3 separate regions of the Mus musculus genome follow, and all the other regions are linked to region 1. The links are chromatin loops, found by intact Hi-C in ENCODE. Cell type or tissue: left cerebral cortex. All regions are shown on one strand.

The links. Peaks named below come from ENCODE experiments on the same cell type or tissue, not always from the same donor. Only the 100,000 strongest peaks of a DNase experiment are listed, where the experiment ranks them.
Region 2: a loop joins it to region 1, with 4 times the contacts of the local background. A loop is called at or near these places in 2 of 42 quality-filtered maps.
Region 3: it touches region 1 in a loop (4-fold over the local background); 4 of 42 quality-filtered maps call a loop at or near these places.

What each region holds. Positions count from the first base shown.
Region 1 is chr3:21,474,261-21,482,260 of GRCm38, reverse strand. The region is part of intron 1 of Gm31610 (a long non-coding RNA gene); the gene reads left to right. Among named protein-coding and RNA genes, the nearest start is that of Gm31610, 11 kb to the left of the region's middle. In left cerebral cortex, no CTCF peak of the experiment used is centred here; DNase peaks (open chromatin) are centred at 2,872, 3,617 and 4,707; H3K27ac peaks cover 2,268 bases.
Region 2 is chr3:21,015,821-21,023,820 of GRCm38, reverse strand. No RefSeq gene overlaps it. Among named protein-coding and RNA genes, the nearest start is that of Gm31552, 200 kb to the right of the region's middle. In left cerebral cortex, no CTCF peak of the experiment used is centred here; DNase peaks (open chromatin) are centred at 2,666, 3,323, 3,807 and 5,715; H3K27ac peaks cover 1,918 bases.
Region 3 is chr3:21,559,745-21,567,744 of GRCm38, reverse strand. No RefSeq gene overlaps it. Among named protein-coding and RNA genes, the nearest start is that of Gm31610, 74 kb to the right of the region's middle. In left cerebral cortex, no CTCF peak of the experiment used is centred here; DNase peaks (open chromatin) are centred at 3,159, 4,146, 4,620, 7,319 and 1 more place; H3K27ac peaks cover 2,439 bases.

The sequences.
Region 1 (8,000 bases):
CTGTCTGAATGTATGTTTATATATATGTGCATATATATATATATGTGTACATATGTGTTTATGTATTGTGTATATCCACAAGTATTCGTATGTATATATGCATTTGTGTATACATATTTTTGTATATCTATGTGCTTGTTTATAGGTGTGTATATATGCATATAGGTATATGTATATTTGCATCTGTGTGTGTTTGGTGCAAAATGGGGACAACCAGGATGCTTTGCTGAGGCTTATGCAATGAGTTAAAAGTAGACAGAGACATGACAAGGATAGTATACATTTGAAGGAAGAGTGAGGTTCAATATGGTCAGATCTGAGGGAATGTTTCTTAATACAGGTGTTATGGTTTGCATGTAAAATATCTCCCACAGCCTCATGTCTTTGAACAGTTGGCCCCTAGATGGTTGTGCTATTTGGAAAGTTGGTAAAACCTAGAGGACATAGTCTTGCTGTAAGAAGAGGGTCACTGGGTGGGGTCTGTGAAGCATTATAGCTGGGCTTCTCTCATTTACTCTGTTATTTGACTATGAATGTAATGTGACAAACTTCTCCTGCTCCTGCCACCATGCCTCTTCTGCCTGATGCCCTGTATTCTCTGTCATGATGGAGTATATCCCTTCAGAACTATGAAACAAAATAAACCCTGTCTCCCTTCAGTTGTTCCCTGCAGGGCATTTTATTACAGCAACAAAACAGCAACTAAGTGGCTGTGTTTTACAGCTGTCTCCCAGTATGCTAAATGTTCCACCCAGAAAATGATAGTTGTGATATCTAGTCATCAAGAGATATGAACACAAGTCTGATACCATTTCTAAAGACCTATGTAAAGGACAGGGTTGTGAGACTGGGTTAAACATAGTAAGAGTGACTTCATTCGGTGCCATTACCACAGCTACATGAACCATTGCAATATCTGTTTTGCAGAAAAAGAAAAAATACAAAGGGCTCAACTTCTAGATCCATGGCCCCACCTAGAAATTTATAGTAAGGAAAATATGGTGAGGGTCAGAGAATAGAAGATTACTAAAAAATAACATTAAGGGGAAGAACACTGGAACTAAACCTACCTAAAAGCAATCTTACTGAGGGCAGTCCCAGCAATTAGATGCTTTTTCAGGAATGCTGAGGGCATCAATCTGATCAGGTATCAGTGATACTCAGATAATAAAGGTGATCTGATATAAGAGACCAGAGAGTTGATGGGCTCTTGTTAACTAAATTTAAAAGCAATTTTACTAAAACTGAATTTTATGAGGAAATACTACCAATAAGTATAGCGGATAATTTAAGAACATAATGAGAAACATATTAAACATAGGCTGGAGCTATGGATCAGTTGATAGAGTGGTGGACTAGCATGCAAAAGGCCCTGCAATTCATAAACTAATTTTGTAGATGGATACCTGTAGTCCCAGACCTGAGATATGGATGCAGAATGATTAGAAGTTCAGGGTAAGTATGGATTATATAGTAGTGAGTTTGAGGCTAATCTAGGGTACATGAGACCCTGCCTCAAAACAAAATAAATCAAACAATGCAACCTCTAGTTAAAGTGTTTAACTGAAGCATCTTTTTGTCATCATTTGGAAGGTACCAACCTCCTGATGTGAGAGAGTCTAGAAAGGCCTGTTGAGGGGATATTGGTATCTTGGTAGTATACCACTTGGTAGTATTTCACTGGAAACTACTAGAGTCTCAGAGTGTGAAATGACAGAATTTAATTAAGAGTGCCTAAGATAATACGAAAGCTACTTTTTCTCTGACTATAAAGGAGTGGACAGGTTGGACATGCAGAGAAGAAGGTATTGCAATGATCCTCCAAAGTGAAAGACAGCAAATTATTCTGACTTAACTACAAATGTACTTCATGGAGCAAGACAAGCGATTAGATACAGGGTTCCAGGGGAAGAGAGAATCAGGAAGGGGAGAGACTTCAGGGAAGAGCTTAGAGTTCAACCTTGAGTCTGAGTGTTGCAGCTGTGTAGCCTACTAGGACAACTTTGGCTTCCAGTACCTACTAAGAGCTGCCACTGCCAAATGAATGTAAGGGACAGTATCTGAAAGAATTTTTTTTAATTTTGATTGTTTTAATTGGTTAGGGTCTGAAGTATACCTGTCTGACCTCAAACTTCCTATGTAACCTTGAACTTCTGCTCCTCCTGCCTTTACTGCCTGAGTTCTGAGACTACTGACTTTGGCCACCACACTGTGTGTGGTGCTGTGGACAGAATCCAGGGATTTGTGTATGCTAATCAAGTATTCTACCAACTAATCCCCAACCCAGCCCTTAAGGCTATCCTTTGTCTTTGAAACAATTGTTCCTTTAATAAGTTTACACAACCCTTAAATTACCCTTAGCCATTTCTTCTTCTCTTCCTCTTTGTTTCTTTTTAATTTTTTCTTTCCTCTATTTTTTAAAGACAGTTAACAGTTAGCTGTCATCATGTGAGGGCAGGCCAACTCCTAAATTGAGATTAGCCCGTTCATTTAGTGCAGGGACTGAGCTTTTAAATAAAATATTAGGTAATGGATGTACCAGGAACAAACTAAAAAAGATGCCAGCTTTTCTTACTGATTTCAGTTTTATCCTCTAGTGTCTCCCACTGAAAGAAAGTCATGAGGCCACATGACCCAGCACTGTGGGGCCAGAACTGGGCTTTGCTCTTCAGGGCTCCAAATTGTTCCCTTAAGTAAACTGAATTACACCACAAGCCGGTCTCATCACTGAAGGCTGCACAAGAGCTTCTTGTACCTTTTTAAAAGGCAGAAAGTGCCACATAGCCTTTCAAAGTGCTAACAGCCTGCTTCCTACAGCCATCTGCATTGGCAGACCCTGAGAAGCAGAGCAGGGCAGACCCAGATGGAGCAGAGCAGACCCGGGGGTGGGGGACAGTGTGTGGGAACTGGTGAAGGCAAATTCTGTCCACGTGGGAGCCAAGCCCAGTCCAAAGAGATTTCTATCACATGTTTTCTTTCCTTTGCCTGTGTTGACACATTTCTTTCTGAAAGCAGCCAGAGATTTTAATGGGTGTTTTCATAGAGTGAGTTCCTGACCCCTCCCGGTTCAACACTAGGGAGCTTTAAACAGGATGGAAAATGAACACAAACAGGAATATGTTGGGAAGATACAGTAGGGAAGAATTCTGTGGCTCCCTGTGCCAGTACAAATGCCTGCTTAATTAGAAAAATCAATCTTGGCTGTCCAGGTGACAGATAGGAATCCTCTTTTGGAGGTGAGAAAGTCCAGTCATGGTGAGATAATTTTTTCCCATTACTAAAGGCAGCCTAATGTATGTCTCTAAGCAGTTTGGCTTAGAAGAACTTGTTAAAAACCACCACATTCCTCCTCCCGTTAATTGAATCTTGGTGAAGCGGGGGAGGGAGAACGGGGCAGCTTGCATTAAAAAAAAAAAAAAAAAAAAAAAACCTCTTTAAAGATACCCAAGTTCTGAGAGATGATTTCATAACTGTTATCAAAGGAATGGCAGTGTTTTGATAAGGACCAGAATGGAAACTGTCTGTCCATGCTTATAAAACACTAACTTGAGAGGTTTTGCCTTGCTAGAGAAAATGATTGAAGATGTTGAGTCATCTGCTCTCTGTGACAGACTAGAGGTCTAGGATTCTCTCTGGATGGATAAGGAAACAGCAGCCCACAGGGCTGGTGCACTGGCAACCAAATCCGAATGAGTGTGCTTGCTTGGATGTCCTTTCTCAGGTGCCTTCTGCTTTTTGCTTGAGATGGGAGCACTCATTTGTCTAGTAATTTCCAAGTAGGCAAAACTAATTGTTCAGTGAGCTGGGTATCTACCTTCCACTATATCTCCTTTCACCATTCACTGCTGAAGTAAAAAATGTACACTCTACACCCATTTTATATGGTTTTCTTATATGGGTTCTGGGGATCTGCTTTGCCAGTTGATTCTGGGATTTCAGAGTTTAGCCTGATCACAGCTGCATGTATAGTGACTCCAAGAGCCAGAGAGTAAAGTTGTCTCTCCCCCAGGTCTCTCTGTATGTCCCAGACACCTCGTGGATTCTTTAAAGGAGGCTATGATGGCACCTGAGCTGGCTGTTTTCTTTCCTACTACAGTGTGGGTTTCTGTGACAGCCTTGGATCTCTTTGAGTAGTTGGTTTAAGCTCCATCCAAGACACAAGGTTCACAGCACGTGGCAGTGGAGCCATACTTTCCTGCTTCTGGACTGATTTGCCTCCAGTCTGAAATGTAAAACACCTGTTTTAGCTGTGGCTCCACTTCTGTTTTCTTGGTTTTATTTATTTATTTCTTGGGCTTCCATAATCCTGCCTTTGTAGCTTTTTCTCCCAGGGTGGTTTCTACTGAGGGTTCTTTCTGAGAGAAAAAGCCCCTAATAAAATGCCCAATGCAAAACTATCCTTTGAAGAAATTTAGAAAGCTCCTTGGCTTTAAAAAGAACAAATACAAACCAAACCTGGAAACAAACAGACCAATGCTTCCAAAAAGCCTACCCTCATTGCTTAGAAGGTCTTTCCATGGATTTTTTTTTGTTTCTTTGCCTTCAATATCTCAATTGTTCACTGTGATTCCAGTGATTCCAGGCCTTCCCCCAACCTACACTGGCCAAATATACTTGAGCTAAAGAAAAAAAAAATGTTCTCTGGTTTCATTGAAATCTTGCTAGTCAGTCGTCACGTGGATATTCACATGTGGATTCCATCTGTGGTGTTGAATCATTTCTGGAGAGCCCACAGCTGAGACGGAGCTCATTCATGACGTGAAGCCTGTGGTCCTTATCCCTCTCTATTTTAGGAAGCCAACTGAGTACAGACAGGAGAGGAAACTGGATACTGTCTACCAGGGAATGGTTGGTTAGATTATGAAGCATCTTAAGGTGTCTCTGTTTTCATTTTAGGCATTCGCTTCAGCTTAAAGCATTTATTATTTGATGATACAGGTTTTAAAATAAATCCTTGAAGCGGGACCCAGAGAAGATAGCAGCCTTTATTCAGTTACCCCCACCAAGGGGAGGTGGACGTATAGAAAATGTCTGGCTCTTAAAGGATCCGTGTGTTGTCTTCTTTGGGACACCCATGAGGTCTGGATGAGGTCTGAAGGTCAGTGGGGTGGTTTAAATGGAAAAGACAGAACGACAAAAGATGACCAGGATGACAGAGATTGTCCACGAAACACTGTGTATGTTTAAAGGAGCTAAAGGGATCTGCAACCCTATCGGTGGAACAACATTATGAACTAACCAGTACCCCGGAGCTCTTGTCTCTAGCTGCATATGTATCAAAAGATGGCCTAGTCGGCCATCACTGGAAAGAGAGGCCCATTGGACTTGCAAACTTTATATGCCCCAGTACAGGGGAACTCCAGGGCCAAAAAGTGGGAGTGGGTGGGTGGGTGGGGGGGAGGGTATAGGGGACTTTTGGGATAGCATTGGAAATGTAAATGAGGAAAATACCTAATTAAAAAAAAAGTGTAAAATTCCAAGGAGAAGAATACAACTCTGTGTGAGCACCGTGGACTTCTATCACTGCTTGTGTGGATGGAGCCAAAGGTTTGGGGAGAGTATGATGTTTCCTAAGCCAATATCAAAACTCCATTTCCTTAGTAACCCTGAGGAATCATCTAATGGTTCTTTCTGATGAAAGAAAATCTGAGACTTATCTTGTGTAGGAAATATTTGCTAACATCTCTAAAGCTGGCAGAAGACCCTTTTGTTAAATTGGAATTCTCTCCATCTGTGGTTCTCACCCTTACGTGTGTCTACCATATACTGCAAGCATGTACTACACACACACACACACACACACACACCCCAGATAAGTACTTCCAGATAATATTCATCAGTTTTCTGTTTACTCCTTAGTTGTAGCTTAACGATAGACTTCTGTTGAATTAAGTCATTCCAGGTAACAATTGTACATTTAAAGATTCAGACAACTTTTCTTTAGAGAATTTTGTTTCTTAAAACTTTGGTTGATATCACACTGACGAATGTAGGCTATTCCTGAAAAATAAAATGAGGGCTAAACAGCCCACAGCATCACCCATCTACAAAAAACACAGTCCTTCTTCCCTTCATCAATTACATTTATAGTTTTTTTGTGTGCCTAACTTGAAAAATTACAAAGGCAGCTCATGAGCATGCCATATGTTAAGTACAGTTATAGATGACATGTGATTTTATGTTTATTTCTTCAGTTACTCTCTTCTTAACACCAATGAATGTAGTAGCACAGATAACCCTGCACCGTCCTACAGATAAGCAGATATATTAGTAATCTATCTATCCATCCATCTATCTGCCTACCTACCTATCATCTGTCTGTCTGTCTAGATATAGATATAAGCAAAGAGATATTAGTGACATATTCAGTGCCATACAGAGACATTGATAGGGTTTGATTTACCATTACTGGGTTCGAAAGCCCCCTTTTCACTTATACTATACCACATTGTGTTTCTTAGTTACTTTTACAGACTATTTGTCTCTTTTGGCAAAATAAGTATAAGAAGTAAAGTCACTTATAGGGTCAAGTAGATCCATAAATAGCTACAACTGACAGATTTCACTGTGGATAGATGGCAGTTTGGGCTAGGGTGAGCTCCATTTTCAGTGTCCCTCTTGTCCATATTTGGGTAGGCTTAGCATGGGGTGGGATGGGAGGACTCATTTGGCTTGCTGTGAATCCTAATTATTCTTTGCTTCATTTTAAAAAGTATTTATTTCTGTTTGTGTGTAAGTGTATGCATGTGCACTTGAGTGTAAGAGTCCATGGATGCCCAAAGAGGGCATCAGCTTGACATAGTTTGAACTAAACTTACTTTCCTCTCCTAATGCTCCTATACCTATTCAATTAAACACTTTTTATTTCATATTTTTATTTATTTATACTTAACTCATCAAAATGCCTTTTGGCAACATGAACGTCTACTCCAGAAGATTGTTAGACTGGTGAGGTGCTTTTGATACACTTTAGTTCCATATCTGCGAAATAACGTTCTATTCAGAGAGAGCCATAGCTCTCAAAAAGCTTCCGGTAAGTTCAAAGCTCCACTTAGGATGGCTACAAGTGGCTGAGTTCAGAACAATGCTTGGGTATAAGTCACTGCTTGCCAAAAGTTCCAGAAAGACATTGGTGGAAAAAGGCTGCTGGGCTGCCAGAACAGCAGGCTTTAATGTCTGCTACACAGCCATACTGAGCTTCTTGGTAGACAGTTCTGATTAGCAAAATCTATAGTGATATGACAAAAACAAAAAACACTCCGTGAGCTCTAAAACATGGCAGAACTCTCAAGAGTTGACTACAGAAAAATTAATAGCAACAAAATAATTGATTGTATTGAAAACATGTCGAGGATTATCTGTATATGTATGTGTAAAATATTATTGACATATGAAATATATTTTAAATATATTTCCTATAAATAAATTTTCTACAAGCAAAAGAAATACAAGAAACATGAGGAAACATGAAGCATGCAGATATACACAAGTATGAGGTGTAAAACACCAAGCCTTGAGAACAGTCAAGTGTAAAATGAGATATAATTTTTAGGTTAGCAATTTGGAAAAAACATTTAAGATAAGAAATTATACCAAGTATTTTTGTATAACTTCTTAGGAAATGTATACACTGGAACAATTTAAACACAATTAATAATGCTAGCCAACATTACGCAAAAAGACCAGGGCCTTTTGACATAATAATTTCACTTCTAGGAATGCATCCAAAGTTGTGAATAGAGCTTTGTGTGCAAAGGTATTTATTATATTACTCTTTTGAACAGTGAATATAAAAAGTAAATTAAGGTATAATCCATGGAATGTTGTCCAGTATCATTATTTACCAAGTTTGATGTCATACACTGATATAAATGGGGGGAAAAGAAAAAAACAAAAATTATGATTACAAGATTTTTAAAAGATATTTATTTATTTATTTATTATGTATATGAGTATACTGTCACTCTCTTCAGACACATCAGAAGATGGCATCAGATTGC
Region 2 (8,000 bases), 460 kb after region 1:
CATAGAGTTTATATTTCTGGGTCTGGGTCACCTTTATTCAATATAAATTTTTCTAAGTCTATCTGCTTAAAAATTTCATAGTTTCATTGTTCTATTTCACCGTGCACATGTGCCACATTTTTATTATTGTTCATCTGAAGATGGAAATTTTTTTTAGGTTGTTTCCATTTTCTCTGTACTGCCAATAGAATGGTAATGGATGTAGCTGAACATGAATCTGGGGAGCATGATGTATGATGTCTAGCTGGGTTACATCATAGATTTAGTTTTAGTTTGTTGTTGTTGTTGATGTTTTTGGTTTGTTTGTTTTTTCTTGTTTACCTTTTAGGCTTTTTTGTTTACTGTTGTTGCTTTGAATATGCTTGGCCTAGTGAGAGGGCCAAACATCTATTATGAGGTATGGCCTTGTACACGTGGCCTTATCGGAGGAAGTGTGTCATGTGTGGGTAGGCTTTGAGACCCTCCTCATAACTGCCTGCAAGATAGTCTTCTTCTGTTTGCCTTTGTAATAAGATGTAGAACTCTCAGCTCCTTTTCTAGTACCACGTCTGCCTGGATGCTACCATGTTTCCTACCATGATAATAATCGACTGAACCTCTGAACCTGTAAGCCATCATCAACTAAACGTGTAAGAGTTCCCTTAGTCATTGTGTCTCTTCTCAGCATTAGAAACCACAACTAAGACATTTAGTCTTCTACATTGACATTGACTTCCACATTTCTTCCAACAGTGGATAAGGGTTCTTCTTACTCTACAACCTCACCAGCATCTATTGTCCACTGTTTGTTGATCTTAGACATTTTGACTGGAGTAAAATGAAATGTCAAAATTGTCTTAATATACATTTCCCTAATTGTTATGGATGACAAACACTTTTCAAAATATTTCTTAGCTCTTTTTTTTTTTCTTGGATCGAGAACTCCCTGTTTGGATCTGAGTTTTCTTGACTCTGTTGAATAGTCTGTTTTATATTCTAGATAATAATCTTCTGTCAGATGTATTGCTGGCAAATAATTTTTTTGCCATTTTGGAAGTTCCTTCTTTATTTGACTGATTGTTTTCTTAGCTGTGAAGAAACTTTGTTTGCCTCTCAGAGATTGAAGGTTACCCTTTTCTGAAAACACTGCACACCTAGGACACTATACTCATGGATGATGATACAACCTGAATCTAACCTGAAAGCCAATAGGTTATTGTGGTCTGGTTTCCATGATTCCATAAAATACTATGCATGAAGCAATAGAGAAAAGAAATTTACAGTCTTATCCAGCTGTGAAATCTGTGAACCACAGCATGATCAGCATAGAATGATGGACATAAAGTTGCACTAAAAAGCCCTCACATTTTAGTGTTACCAATGGTTGGACTTAAGATCTACTCAACAAGAGGGAAATCATGTGTGGCATTAGGAATTCAGCCAATTTCCTAGGGCTAGTAATATCACGCTCCTAGAAAAGAATCTATTACTGTTACTTTGCTATACCAGAATAATTCTTATCTTTATTCTAAATCTCAGATAAGGTTAGCTACCAACCCTGATCAAAGAAACTTCACTTTCTAGCATGTTGAGTCCATCACAGAAAACCACAAATAGAAAGAATGCAAAGATCAACAGATGATGGGTAGTTCACCCTAATGAGTTTGTGTGTGTGTATATGGCTCAGTAAACATTGAGGAAGAGGGAGGGGAAAGCATGTAAGAGGCAGAATATCAGGATGTGTGCTGGAAGCAGACTTTCTAGGAATGGAATAAATAAGAATGAATCAATGGCAATAACAATAGACATGCTAACATGGAAGGGAAATTTCATGGGATCTTACTCGTAAATCAATAACTACAGGCAACTAATGACTTCTGAGAAAAGTAGAACTAGCTGCTCCAAGAGATGAGCCTCCCTATAGGTTGTTCAAAAAAAGTTGTCAGGCTTGAAATCATGTGCATACATAAAACAAAAATGGACTTAGTATGCTATCTTTATGTATTCATACATGCATAGACACACACACACACACACACCACCACCACCACCACCACCACCACCACCACCACTAACAACAACAACAACAACAATGAAAGAAATAAACCTACCCATTTGTGAGTGGGAGTATTGAAAGAAGGGCCTATATGAACATAGTGGAGCACAGAAATGCCAAGTCTGCTTCAATAGCTCCTGAAACTTTTTATTATACATTTAAAAATTAAATACCTACATTTATTATTTGATAAAAAAATAAAAAAGAAAGAAGGGCCTAGAGAGAAAAGAGAAAGGGTGAGAGTGGCATAATTCTACTGTATGTAAAAATCTTAAGAAAGCAAAATATAAATAAAATAAATGAATTTTAAAACTCATAAAATAACTATCAGGGCTGGGAGTCTAATTCAATAGATACAGTACTTGTCTGTCTTATGGGAAACTTATGATTTATTGTCATAACCACAGACTAATTTTGTATCAAGTTGTTCTAAATACAAGATACTTTTTCTGAAGTCAAGTCTTCATGAAAGCCCCAGCTGCATAAGCTGCAGAAGAAATTCTATAGGGATGGTTTGTGTGAAACACAGGTGCTGAGAATTCTGAGTAGCTCTGTGTGCTTTTGAGAGACAGTTACAGAAAATGTCACACATTTGACATTGTGGAATCATGAACAGGAGTGCTGTGCCAAATCCATCAACTACATGATTGTGACTGCAAGAGACAGATCGTATCTCTGGAACCAAGTGCCAAAAAGAACAGAGGTCTACAAAAATAAAGCTGTTTTTCCAGGAAAAGATGAGCCATTTTTCTATCCTAAACTCATGATTTCAAATACAAACAGAAATGCTCATTTACACAGTAATTTGGAATCCTGCACATGTTCTCTCTATTCTTATTTCCTTACCATTTTTAACGGAGGGGTCTGAAGTGGGGGAGGGGTATTGAGACTTTAACAGGAAGTTCCAGACAGATTTTAAAGCAGTGACTACACAATTTAGGAGAGTAAATAATATATTTTATACAATGGAAATAGTTAATTTCTTAGGACGGATTTCCAGAATTCCCATCCAGCAATCCATGTGCAACATAATGTGAGGAGTATTTAAATACAATAAAATAATTTCAACAGGCATGAAATATGTTGACTTTCCTGTTTTTCTTGGAGCACACTCACTAACTAATACACTTTGCACCCATCACTTTTACTTTGTATCAAATACTTATTGTCTGAAGTGATAATGGGTAAGGGAACCACAGAATAGAGTATTGCTGTGAGCTCCTGATACATGGTGAATTGCTGTACACTCCATCATAGCACTGTTAGCCAAGATTCCTGTGTTCAGTGCAGAGCTCATTGCAGGAAGCACACACTGCCCCCACATTGCATTTTTGTCTAACAGACATTCTATAGAGGGTGATAAAAATGGAAGCCTTTCTTGTTTTGTTCAAAAAGAAGGGAAATGGAACATGATGGATATAGTTTTCATAATATCACTCTACAGGCATACTTTTAAGACTCATGTTTGAATGCCTGCTTATTATTTCTTTAGTGAAAATATATTAAGATAATAGACAATCTGAGACAAAAATGAAAAAGTATTTGCATATTTGTCTCAATTGTCAGAGATACAATTTTACTTCAGATAAAATTAAAATCTTCTGGGGTGGCTAGGTAGGTGGGTGGGGCAAAATCTATTTCATAAACATACTATAGATTAATCAAGAAAGAATGGATCAAAAAAAAGTATGATTTTTTCCCACAAAGCAGGATTAACAAAATAAGCAAGTCTGGATTTGTGATTACTTTAAAGCACATTCCTATTCAACACAGCAGGGAGGGGTTTGCTCCGTGGAGACATTTACATGAGCACTGTGAGAGAGCCTAGGTAGACATCATTCCCTACAGAAAACAAGGAGGACATGGCTATACAGAGACAAATGCATGTACAATTTGAAATTCTGAAAATGTAAAAATGTTTATAGTTATTCTTCATTGTCAATAGTACCAACATCTGCACATGCTAAAGACTGATATGGAATGTGATATTTGTCTCCAACCTATGCATACTCTTCTGCATGCTTTAAATCATTTCAACATTGCATATGATACCTATTTCAATGAAAATGCTGGGTGAATACACTGTTTAGTATAGGGATACTGGCCTGAAGATCATTTATTTTGTATTGTGTATGCACCATGAGTGAAAGTTATTTTCAAACCAGTTGCGAATTCCAAAGACTGAATACATACATACATTGACTGTGATTATTCAAAACAGCCTCAGGTGTTTGAACACTTGGTCCCCACTGGTAATGCTGTTTTAGAACCTTCAGGAGTTGTTGACTCACTGGAAGAAGAAAGTCACCATTGGGTTTGAAGCCTTTGGGATCTTTAGCCTAACCCACTTCTTTTTCACTCTGGTTCCTGAGGGCAGATGCAGTGTGACCAGGTCAGCTCTTGCTCATATTGCCATTTTTCCTGCCTATTATTTGCTAACCAGAGTCCCACAGTTTTATATATCTCTTCCATTTTTGGTCTAAATGTGACAGTTGTAGTAATTATAGAAAGTTTTGAAGTAAATTAACTCATTTAGCTTGATTACCCCTAACAGTGGCAAATCTCTAACAAAAATGAACCCTTTATCCTTCTATTCTACTTTGCCTGGTAAGTGGGTGGTGGGTTTTGACTCTTGAAAAGACAATCTCGACAGATTCCCCCACATACAAAAAAGAACCTTCACTTTCTAAAGCCACTCCTTTCCTTGTCAGTTTTTCATTATCCTGTTACTGCAGGCAAAATGTTATTGTGCATTGTGCAATTCAAATGCTGATTTCTAGGCCCCCATATCTGGTTGCAATTCTTATAAAGTATCACCTAATTCAATATTGTGCAAGCTTTGCTCTCCATTTATTCTGATTTGTCAATGAAAGCTGCTTAGTCATTGTCTGGGTAGGGGAGAAAATAGGGCAGGACTTCCTCCCAGCCAGGGGAGGAGCAGAAGAGAGAGGAAGTCGAGATAAGTCATGGGTAGAAGAGACCCCAAGAAAACACCTGGAGCAGATTAGTACTAAAATGCAAGTATCGCAGGGATTTTGGCTGGGAGATAGTCAGATTATTTTAGAGTATTAAAAAAGAGTAATACTTCCCAGTTGTTGTGCCTTAAAGTTTGATAAACAAATATAATAGTGCAGTCTCAATTGTATGGGAGGTAGAGAAAAAGGAAAACGATAAGAACTCTTATTAAAAAGCCATGAACATGGCCCTTTCATCACCATGTCTTCCTTGCCATGATGAAGTAACAATGCAGCTTGATGATAAACAAGAATAAATGTCTCTTTCCTTATATTGTTTCTTGTCAGTGGTTTGGTCTCAACAAGAAGAAAAGCAACACACACACACACACACACACACACACACACATATATATATATATATATATATAAAACACATACATACACACATGTATATATGTATATACATATGCACATACATGTAATACACCTAATATGTAATACACCTAGTCTTAAAAATTACCAGAACTTTAGTTAAATGGGATCTTCACAGCATTTGATCCTAAAGAATAGATATCCCAATGTTGTAAATTGAACTTTCTCACTGAACTGTAGACAGCTAATTTGAACATGTTATAGAAAAAAAAATCCTCAGCTGTAAAAAAATATAGCCATTTGGACTTCAACTGCACAATTCTTCTTGGTTTCTTATTATAACTGTGTTTAAATATTTCCTGCCTTGTGAGGAGCCGCCCTCACATTTGCCATTATAAGATGGCACTGACAGCTGTGTTCTAAGTGGTAAACATAGTCTGCACACATGCAGGGGCAGTTTTCCCACCATGTGTTCTGCCTTTCCCGTGATGACAACTGGGCCGATGGGCTGCAGCCAATCAGGGAGTAATACATCCTAGGTGGAGGATAATTCTCCTTAAAAAGGGATGGGGTTTCGCCATTTGCGGGCTTGCTCTCTTGCTTGCTCTCTTGCACTCTGGCTCCTGAAGATGTAAGCAATAAAGCTTTGCCGCAGAAGATTCTGGTTTGTTGCGTCTTTCCTGGCCGGTCGTGAGAACGCGTCTAATAACAATTGGTGCCGAAACCCGGGACGAGAAAAAACTCGGGACTGGCGCAAGGAAGATCCCTCATTCCAGAACCAGAACTGCGGGTCGCGGTAATAAAGGTTCCCGTAAAGCAGACTGTTAAGAAGGATTCAACTGTATGAATTCAGAACTTTTCAGCTGGGGAACGAGAGTACCAGTGAGTACAGCTTTACGAGGTAAGTCTGATCTTGAACTTTCTAAGGAAATTCAAGACAGTCTATCAGAAGTAAAGTGGAATATGTTTGGCCTTGAATTTTTTCTAGTGTTAAAAGCCCTTTTGTTCCTTTTCACATGTTATCAAGTGGTTAAGGCAGGGCGGATTCTAGAGGAAATTCAGGACAAGCTATCAGAAGTAAAGCGGGGAGAGAGAGTAGGAGCAAAGAGAAAACATGGTGCACAAAATAAGTATACAGGCCTTTCCAAGGGTCTTGAACCCGAGGAAAAGTTAAGGTCAGGTAGGAATACCTGGAGAGAGATTAGAAGGAAAAGAGGGAAAAGGGAAAAGAAGAAAGATCAATTAGCGGAGGTCTCTAGGAGAAGGAGCCTGTGCTCATCGCTGGATGGGCTCGGGGAGCTAGTTCTTAGTAGCTCTGAATCAGATAAAAAATTTAGCTTCTCTGAAGAAACAGACTTGGAGGAGGAAACAGCTCGTTATGAGAGAGAAAAGTGCCAGCCAGATAAAATGCGAGCTAATCGGTCAAGGAAAAAGCCAAAAGCGGCTGGCAAAGGCCAGCTTGCTGCTTGGCCTCCTGGCAGTCAGCTTCAAGGTCATAGTGCACCTCCACCCTATGCTGAGCCCCCGCCCTGCGTAGTGCATCAGCCCTGCGCAGAGAGGCAATGGACAGAGAGGCAATGCACAGACTCGTTCATTCCAAAGGAGGAACAAAGGAAAATACAACAGGCATTTCCGGTCTTTGAAGGAGCCGAGGGTGGGCGTGTCCACGCTCCGGTAGCGTATATACAGATTAAAGAGCTTGCCGAGTCGGTCCGTAACTATGGAGTCAGTGCTAATTTCACTATAGCACAAGTGGAAAGGCTTGCGAATCACGCTATGACTCCTGGTGATTGGCAAACGGTTGTAAAAGCCGCTCTCCCTAGTATGGGCAAATATATGGAATGGAGAGCTCTTTGGTATGAAGCTGCACAAGCGCAGGCCCGAGCAAACGCAGCTGCTTTGACTCCAGAGCAGAGAGATTGGACTTTTGACTTGTTAACGGGTCAGGGAGCTTATTCTGCTGATCAAACAAACTACCATTGGGGAGCTTATGCCCAGATTTCTTCCACGGCTATTAGGGCCTGGAAGGCGCTCTCTCGAGCAGGTGAAACCACTGGTCAGTTAACAAAGATAATCCAGGGACCTCAGGAATCCTTCTCAGATTTTGTGGCCAGAATGACAGAGGCAGCAGAGCGTATTTTTGGAGAGTCAGAGCAAGCTGCGCCTCTGATAAAACAGCTAATCTATGAGCAAGCCACAAAGGAGTGCCGAGCAGCCATAGCCCCAAGAAAGAACAAAGGTTTACAAGACTGGCTCAGGGTTTGTCGGGAGCTTGGGGGACCTCTCACCAATGCAGGCTTAGCGGCTGCCATCCTTCAATCCCAAAAATGCTCCATGGGCAGAAATAATCAGAGGACATGTTTTAACTGCAGGAAGCCTGGGCATCTTAAGAAAGATTGCAGAGCTCCAGATAAACAGGGAGGGACTCTCACTCTTTGCTCTAAGTGTGGCAAGGGTTATCATAGAGCTGACCAGTGTCGCTCTGTGAGGGATATAAAGGGCAGAATTCTTCCCCCACCTGATAGTCAATCAACTGATGTGCCAAAAAACGGGTCATCGGGCCCTCGGTCCCAGGGCCCTCAAAGATATGGGAACCGGTTTGTCAGGACCCAGGAAGCAGTCAGAGAGGCGACCCA
Region 3 (8,000 bases), 85 kb before region 1:
TTTGATGCTCAGCACACACATCTGTTATCCGAGCACTCAGGAGATAGGTAGGGACAGACTGATCAGAAGTTCAGGGCCACTCTCAGCTACACAAAGAGTTTTAGATTTCCTCTCTCAAAATATAATATAAAAATGTCAGTTTGAATGCATGGTTATTAGTTTTATGATTTGATTAAAATAATCTCGTTTATTTTTCTGTTCAACAGAGAGGAAAGTTTATTTTAAAAAACCACAGTCTTTCACGTACATTTTTTTCTCCTTTAATTTTTTAAAAAAAGATTATATGCATGAGTGCTTTGGCTGTATGAATGTCTATGTACAAGTTATGTGCCTTGTGCCTGAGGAGGCCAGAAGTGACCATCAAATTCCCTGGATCTGCAATTACAGATGGTTGTGAGTCTCCCTTATGGGTCCTGGAACTGAACATCTCTGCAATGGTAGCAAGAGATGTTAACCACTGAACCATCTCTTTAGCTCTGATGCACTCCTCTTCACGTTCTTGATGACTGTAAACTGAATGTACAGTCTGCATATTCACACACACACACACACACACACACACACACACACACACACACACATACACACACACACAAACACACACACAATCAACTCAAGACACCAGCTATTCTCAATCAAGAAAATATTGAATAGAAATAAAAGTTATTAGAGTATTGTAAAATTAATAGTGACTGTCTTTTTCCTTTACAGACATTTATTCTAATTTGAACTTATTTTCTTCCTTTCCTTCCCAAATATTGGGATTATAGGTATGCACCACAGTGCCTGGTTTATAAGGTCCTTGGACTTGAACTAAGGGCCTGGTACATGCTAGGTACTCTATCAGCTGAGCTATATCCACACTATCCCCAATTTGAACTTCCAAGATGAAAAAGGTATGATATTATATTAATCAAAATATAACAAAAGTATATTTCCAGAAGTTTTTTTTTTTAATTAAAGTAACGCTATGTCTCAAAGCTGTGAATAAGCTGCTTATTGTGAATTTTTCTTTATATTTTTCTAAGTTCTTCTAGAGCTGTTACTGTCCATGTGACCCCAGGAGATTGAAGGCCATACCACATTTAATCAGTAGTCTTGTTTTGCCAGAGGGAGAAGAGATTGGTTGTACCCTGACTAAAATGCTCCATCTGTTACAGTGGCCTTCACAGTCTAGTCTCTGTCAACTCACCTGCCACACACACCATTCCAGTTATTAGAAAAGAAGTTTAGAAAATCAGCAGTCACTCCCTAGATAGATATCTTTTAAAAGGCTGTTCCTGACCCTTCTCTCCCTGAGGAGCTGTTGGCAGTTAAGAACTCTGAGGGGGAGAGGAGCCATTTTCTCCAGTGCTGCAGCCACTGGTTAGATGGCTGTGCTCCAGTAAATAACATCCCATCCATACTCTTGCATAAAAATCCTGATTATACTCAGTGGATCACACACAAAAACGATGATACCTGGAGTGAATCTGATCAAATTATACTATATGCATCAGACAATCCTTAAAGGAAACCAGTGTCATTCACCTGGTTGACCTGATTCAATGCTCTTTCTCACCAGCACCTGCTTTGCTGATGACACCAGGACCCTTTCTAGGTCCTCACCACCCCACCCCACCCCTGCTGTCCTGTGTGGCTACTTGCACCCTCACAGAGTGAAACTAGGAGGTGGTTCTTTGTGAATCACTTTTCTGTGTCCTCCAGTCTGTCCTGTGGTGAGTTTCCTTGCTGGGTGTGACCTACTGACCTACTGCTTGCAGATCACTTTCCTTGAACACTCCAGGGTGTCCTGAATGAATGGGGCCCTGGGTTAGAACAAGCTGAGATGACCAGTTGTCTCACAGAGACGGTTCTGGAATTCATGGCTTATTTTCTGAAAGATAAGAAAGAACAAGTGTCTGGCTGAAGTTTCATTGTGCTGTGTGGAGATGGAGTGTCATCTGATTGCCCACTGAAGTCCAGTGTTAGTGAGAAGCATCAGACTACTCAAGGAGATGGGGGATGCTGAAGACTGCAGAAGGAAAGGACCAGTAGGAATTGGGTTGTGGAGAGCAGTCTGGGCTCTGGGGGACATGCCTGTAATAGAGCTCCACCCCTGACCTCCACATCACAGAAGCCTTTGAGTAAGGCTTTAAGTTTGCATCTGAAAATCTTTAGCTCAGTTCTTAGCTTTCTTTATCTCTTTCGAGAAATAAATTTTCTAGACCTCTGTCCTCTCATTTGTAACCAAATATATTGGGCCAAAATGCTCTTAATTCTAAAGTTCTGTGGTATGTAAGTTTTTTGAAAAGTCCATAAAAGTGACTCATTAGCTAATATAGAACTGAATTGTGTGGCCACAAAGAAAATCTTTTTGTTTGTGTTTTTGAGACAGGATTCCAGTATGGACCCCTAGCTGGGATTCACTATGTAGATCTCAAGTGAGCTGCCACTTTCCTGCCTTCTGCCTCCCACGCTCTAGGATACACAGGCATGATCACTCATGCCTGGGCAAAAATAGATTTTAAACTCTCTCTCTCTCTCTCTCTCTCTCTCTCTCTCTCTCTCTCTCTCTCTCTCTCTCTCTCTCCAAAGATAAAAACAAACCAAAAGCACAGAGTGGATTTAGACACATCCTTCCTACTCAGGCGTGTTGAGGCTGTAGCTCTGGGCACAGAGGAGTGAATAGGTCAGGGCATTTCCCTGAAGCGTGGACAGACAATCTTCCACTGCTCCCTCCCTCCATCTCCATGTTCCTTGTCAGGATCTAAAAGTCAGACTGGGAGCTCACCTTTCAGGGCTGCTTCCTACACCCAAATACTCCCTAAAACCAAGAGCCTTTCCACCCTCAGCCTTGTCAAATCTTTGGCCAATTAATTAGTCCCTAACCCATTAGACCCGAACCTCACATGATGCTTTCTTCAGACAGAGTCAGGGTTCTAAAAAACTGCCCAAGCTTGAGTCTTCCTTGTATCTCTTAGTCCCCTTTCCTTAAGGATGAGGCTGCCACTGCCCCACTGTTCTGGAAGCTCATAGTATTGGCTGCTCAATTCTTTGGAAACCCAGCACAGCTTCCCCTCCCCCCAGCTGCCTTGGCAACAAAGATGAAAAAGGTTCTCAGAACAGTCCACAGCCAAGAAGGGCTCTCTGGGAGACGCTCTTCTGACAGAACCAGGCTGTTAAGACAGAGTCTATTTTCTTCATGCTTAAAATACATTGCTGTGTGTGTGAGCTGCCTCCGGGTTTGGGTGACAAGTTCTCCTATTTTTGTCACATTGCCCTGGTTTCACTGCTCTCCCACCACCCAGTGTCCTGAGAAGTCCTTCTGAGTGACAAAATGTCCCCTTTAATAAATCAAACCGTCCATGTGGGGATCACACCACTTGAAATAAGACCCTGTGGAATGTGGGCAAGCCAAGCTGTTGCTGGCACTGCAGCAGCCCCTGAGCTGGAATCTCCAGCACACATGCTTTGATTTAATTGGCCTAATGAGTCTGGGCTGGATGTGACCACATGATCAATCAGGTTCTAGTTATGAGATGTTGAAAAATGGGATTACAGTAGAGAAAAGGCTTTTGGCAAATTGACTACAGCCAGGAAGCTGAGAAGGCTTGATTTAACAATCGAATCGTTTTCCCTTTATTTTTGTCCCATCCCTTGCATGCTGATAAATCACAACAAAACTGAGGTGGGTGCCTTACTTGTATGTATTATTCATCTTGCAAGTCCCTGCTCTGTTTTGATCTAAAAATGCTTTTGTTTTTCAAACGCAATAGGTTTTGTCTTGTGTGACACTAAAAACAAAACAAAACAAAACAAAACAACAACCTCCCCACCCCAAAAAAAAAAAAAAAACCAATGAAGGTTTGCTGTCTAGAACAATGAAATGCCCTTATTAGAATCTTGTTGTCCTTGTAATAGACTGGGGAAGGGAGATAAGTGTATTTTGTATAGACGTGTACATATATGAAATCATTAGTTTGAACACTTACCTGCAAGTTTAGTTACTTATCAACCCCAGTCATTTCATTACTGTTTATATAATGAGGCCCTTGATGGGCTAGCAAGATTCTGGCATGTGGGTCCCCTCCCCCCATGTTTTTCTGTGCTTGCTCAAGGGAGGAAGGCCTTGAGTCATTTCAGGACAGAGGCTCCTTGAGCAGACATTGTTCCACTGTGGGAAATTAAGGGAACTTGGCAAGCATGGTTGGTTTTCTTCTTGACTCGTTAGGCCTGAGGGAAACACAGGTATCAGTGGCATACGGCATTCTGCTAGTCATCTCTAAAAATCTCTACAGAGAATTTTTACTTGTTATTTAACTGATCTTTGGTCAAACTTGTAAGATTGAAACAAATTTACTCAACTTTGGGAACTGGTTAACTTCTTACTGTTTAAATACATAAAGTTTTTTCCTTCATTTCCTTTGTAATGTGGGTGAGAGGTTTTATTTTATTTTAGTTCTTGCCCTGGAGCTTCCTTTCAACATTAGTGGGAATAGAGAATCTTAAATTTCTAGAATATTCTGAGCAAAGGCACTCTACTGCCGAAAGGACATTTTCATATGCCACACTACACTGTTTTTGTACATCTTGGCCCAGGGAAGTTCTTAATCACTCTGCTGTCAAGGAGCATATGGTTTGGATCTAGGCTCCACCCCTCATTAGCAGGTTTTCATGAATGAGATGGTAACCAAAGACCACTGCATAAGTCATGATGCAATGTGTCTGGCAGAGCTGAAGGTGTCCTAAAGAGATACCCATGTCTCTCTATGACTATCAAACCACTGGAACAGGAACCCTAAGAAATGGGAATTTCCCCACAGTAGGAGAACAAAACATGCCAGCCGGACTGGAAACTTAGCTCTCTGAAAGAATGAAACCCTTGCAACTAGGCTGAAACCACACCTTGACAAGACATAGGACAGCCTGTCCATAGCCATTTGTTTATCTCATTTCAGGATGATGAGGGAGAGTTTCACTGGATCTCTTCATCCCTCTTTCGCAAGTGGCCAGTTTAAATATACCTCTCTTTCTCTTTGCTTTTATTATCAATGTTATTGTTATTAATTTTTTGGCTCTTTTAATTGGTTATTGAAGGTGGACAGTTGAACTAGATTTGTTAGTGTATAGGCTGTGATCTTAAAGGCTAGTAATGGTGACTTCTGAGAAACTTCAGAAGTCATCTTCGTATGCAAACTGTCCATCTTCTTTGGAGTAAGTCAAACCCTAGATATCCGACTCACAAATCCTTGCTTTTCCTATGACACACAGCTGGGAAAGCATCTCCCATCATCCTCAGTAAAGCGATGAACATGCTAGATTCACTTTTGTGTTTCCTATTATATCCTATTATTATTGACATCACTTTTATTTTTAAAACTTTTACATTTATTTGTGTGTGTATGTGTGTGTGTGTGTGTAAACATACCATGGTGCACATGTAAGGTCAGAGTACAGCTTATGGAAGTTGGTTCTCTCCTTTTACTATGTAAGTTCCTGGAATTGAACTTAGTCATAAGGTTTGGCTTCAAGTACTCTTATTTACTGAACCATCTCAGTTGCTTTTATTATTTCTTCTTATTCTCCTCCTCTTCTTCACTCTCTTTAGCTTCTCTTCAACTACTGAGTAAGTTATGAGACTTTTATTTTTAATTTTTTTTGAGATAGCATCTTGTCATCCAGGTTGGCCTCAAGTTTTCTGCTTAGCCAATGGTGGCTTTGGATTTCTGTACCTCTCAAATGCTGGGATCACATGAGCATGACCATGTTCAGCTTTCTGAACTTGTAAAATACACTTCTGGTCATAGAAGCTGGAATAGACGTTGACATCTATAACTGTGTTCTTTCCTCCCTCCCTCTTTCTCTCCCTCTCAACTTCCTCCTTCTTTCCATTAAAAAAAACAAAAAGAAAAAAAAAACCTATTCCTTTTCTTTCTAAAAGCACTAAACAGTCCTGCCTATGTCTTCTTATTTGTGTACAGGTTCAAAGTTCCTCTGAAGGGCAGTTGTGCTCTATATTAAATACTTAAAGCCGGGAGAATTGGTTGTGGCTGACTGTTACAGAGAAGCAGTCTATCTTGGAGGGGAAGGCATTGCTCCTAAGCAGCTTAGTCCATGGGGCAGGTCAGCAAGCAGCAGTGGGGTGAGTGATGCCCCCGCCCAGCTGGCTTATTCCTTTTGCTCTTTTTATTCATTCCACAATTTAACCCCCTGGGATGACATTCAGCATGGGACTCCCTCTTCAATTAATTATCTCTGGAAACACCTTACAGCTGCACTCACAAGAGTGCCATCCAGGTGACTCTAAGGCCAGTCAAGTTGAAAATGAGGACTAACTCTCAGTAGTAGGCTTTGTGGTTCATATGGAATGTAAGTAGCTCAACTGGCTCACTTCTAGAAAGCCATATTTCACTTTAGGACTGGCCAAAGTAAATGGTGTATTCTGTATTCCCAGCATACTTTCAGCATATGTTTAAAAGACAAGTGTTGTAGCACCTCCACATCTCAGTGTGCCTGAGTTCAAAGGCAAGGAAGTATTAGAACAAAGTCCTTTTCGATGGTGGAAATTTCAACATAGTAAGAAATGGTAGGAGTGTGGTCTATGTGTGAGTGTCTCTCATCTAGCCTTATCATGTCACACCTCTTTATTTATGCACTTATTTATTAATTTGGTTATTTTGAACAATCACAGTGCAAGACATTATTTAGACACTGAGAAAAACACACAGATAGCTCAGTGCCCATCTAATTTCTGTTTCAGCAGACTGCTTTTCTTGGGACTCAGACGATACAAGGAGAGATTCTCAGCCTAGCCTCCCTCTTGGGAGGTTCCTTTGCACTAAGAAGTCCATCTGGGGAGCAGGATAAAACTTTAAGAGAAATAGGTATCATTCATGTTTATCCATAGTTACATCTTCGCCTATGTGGCTAAAGGATGGTCCAACCTATCTGTGCAGCCCATATAGAGTATTGCCTGTGTACAGGCAAACTTGCTAGGCATCCCTGAGTCAGGAAGATGGTGTGCTTATCAGGCTTTATCTCCATGCTTCCACACTGCCTGGGACTCCAAGGGTAATGGGATCTACAGAAGACTTGGTGCTCATTCCTGACCCACACGTTTCTGCTCCACCTTCACTATGCTTCTAAGTTGTTCTCAAGGCAAAATATCCTTCTGAGTTATTGCAATGATTTTATCCGAAGGACAGAGTTCATTTCATCTGTACTCTGGGTCCTAAAACTAGCAAAGTGCCTTGTGCCTTCCTTTGTGGAATAAATTAATAACGCAGAGGTATACGGAGGGGGTGCAGAGTGATGCTAAAATGAATCCCCTTCATTTTATAACTCTGTCCTTCTGTTCTCAGCCATAAATAAACTTGGACCTTGGAAGATACAGAGATATAGCAAAGATGGATGAGTAACAAGGGAAATACTCCCTCTAACTCAGATTCTGTGTTAGCTTCTGTTAGCTTCTCACGAAGCAATGAACTAAGTACTGCTTGGTGCTCTTCAGCCGTGTCTGACAAGGTGAGACAAACAAGGTGCTGGGAAGATCACTCTTTTGGTAAAATGCTTGCCTAACAAGTGTGGGGGCCTAGTTTTATCCTTAGAACCCACATTTTAAAAGGCAGATATGGTAGCACAGCCTTGTAATTCAATTGCTGGGGAGGAGGACACAGGTTGCTGGAGCTTTTTCTACAACCAGACTAGGTTTTCGGCAACCTCCAGGTTCAGTGAAAGATTCTAGCTCAAAAATAGAGTAGATGACTCCTCAGGAATGATACCTGAGGTTGACCTATATGTTTCACATGCATGTGCACACATGTGAATAAACAACTGCACAGCATAGCCAGAAAGTTGTGTATAAAAATATAGTATAGGAATAGAAAGCCTTTCAAGGTCCCAAGGAGGGAAGTTTGATTAATTACACACACATATACTTTGAGAGTCAAAATAATTAAAATTATTATTGTTGTTGTTGTGTGAGTATATGATGTATGTATGACAGATGGAGTGAGGAG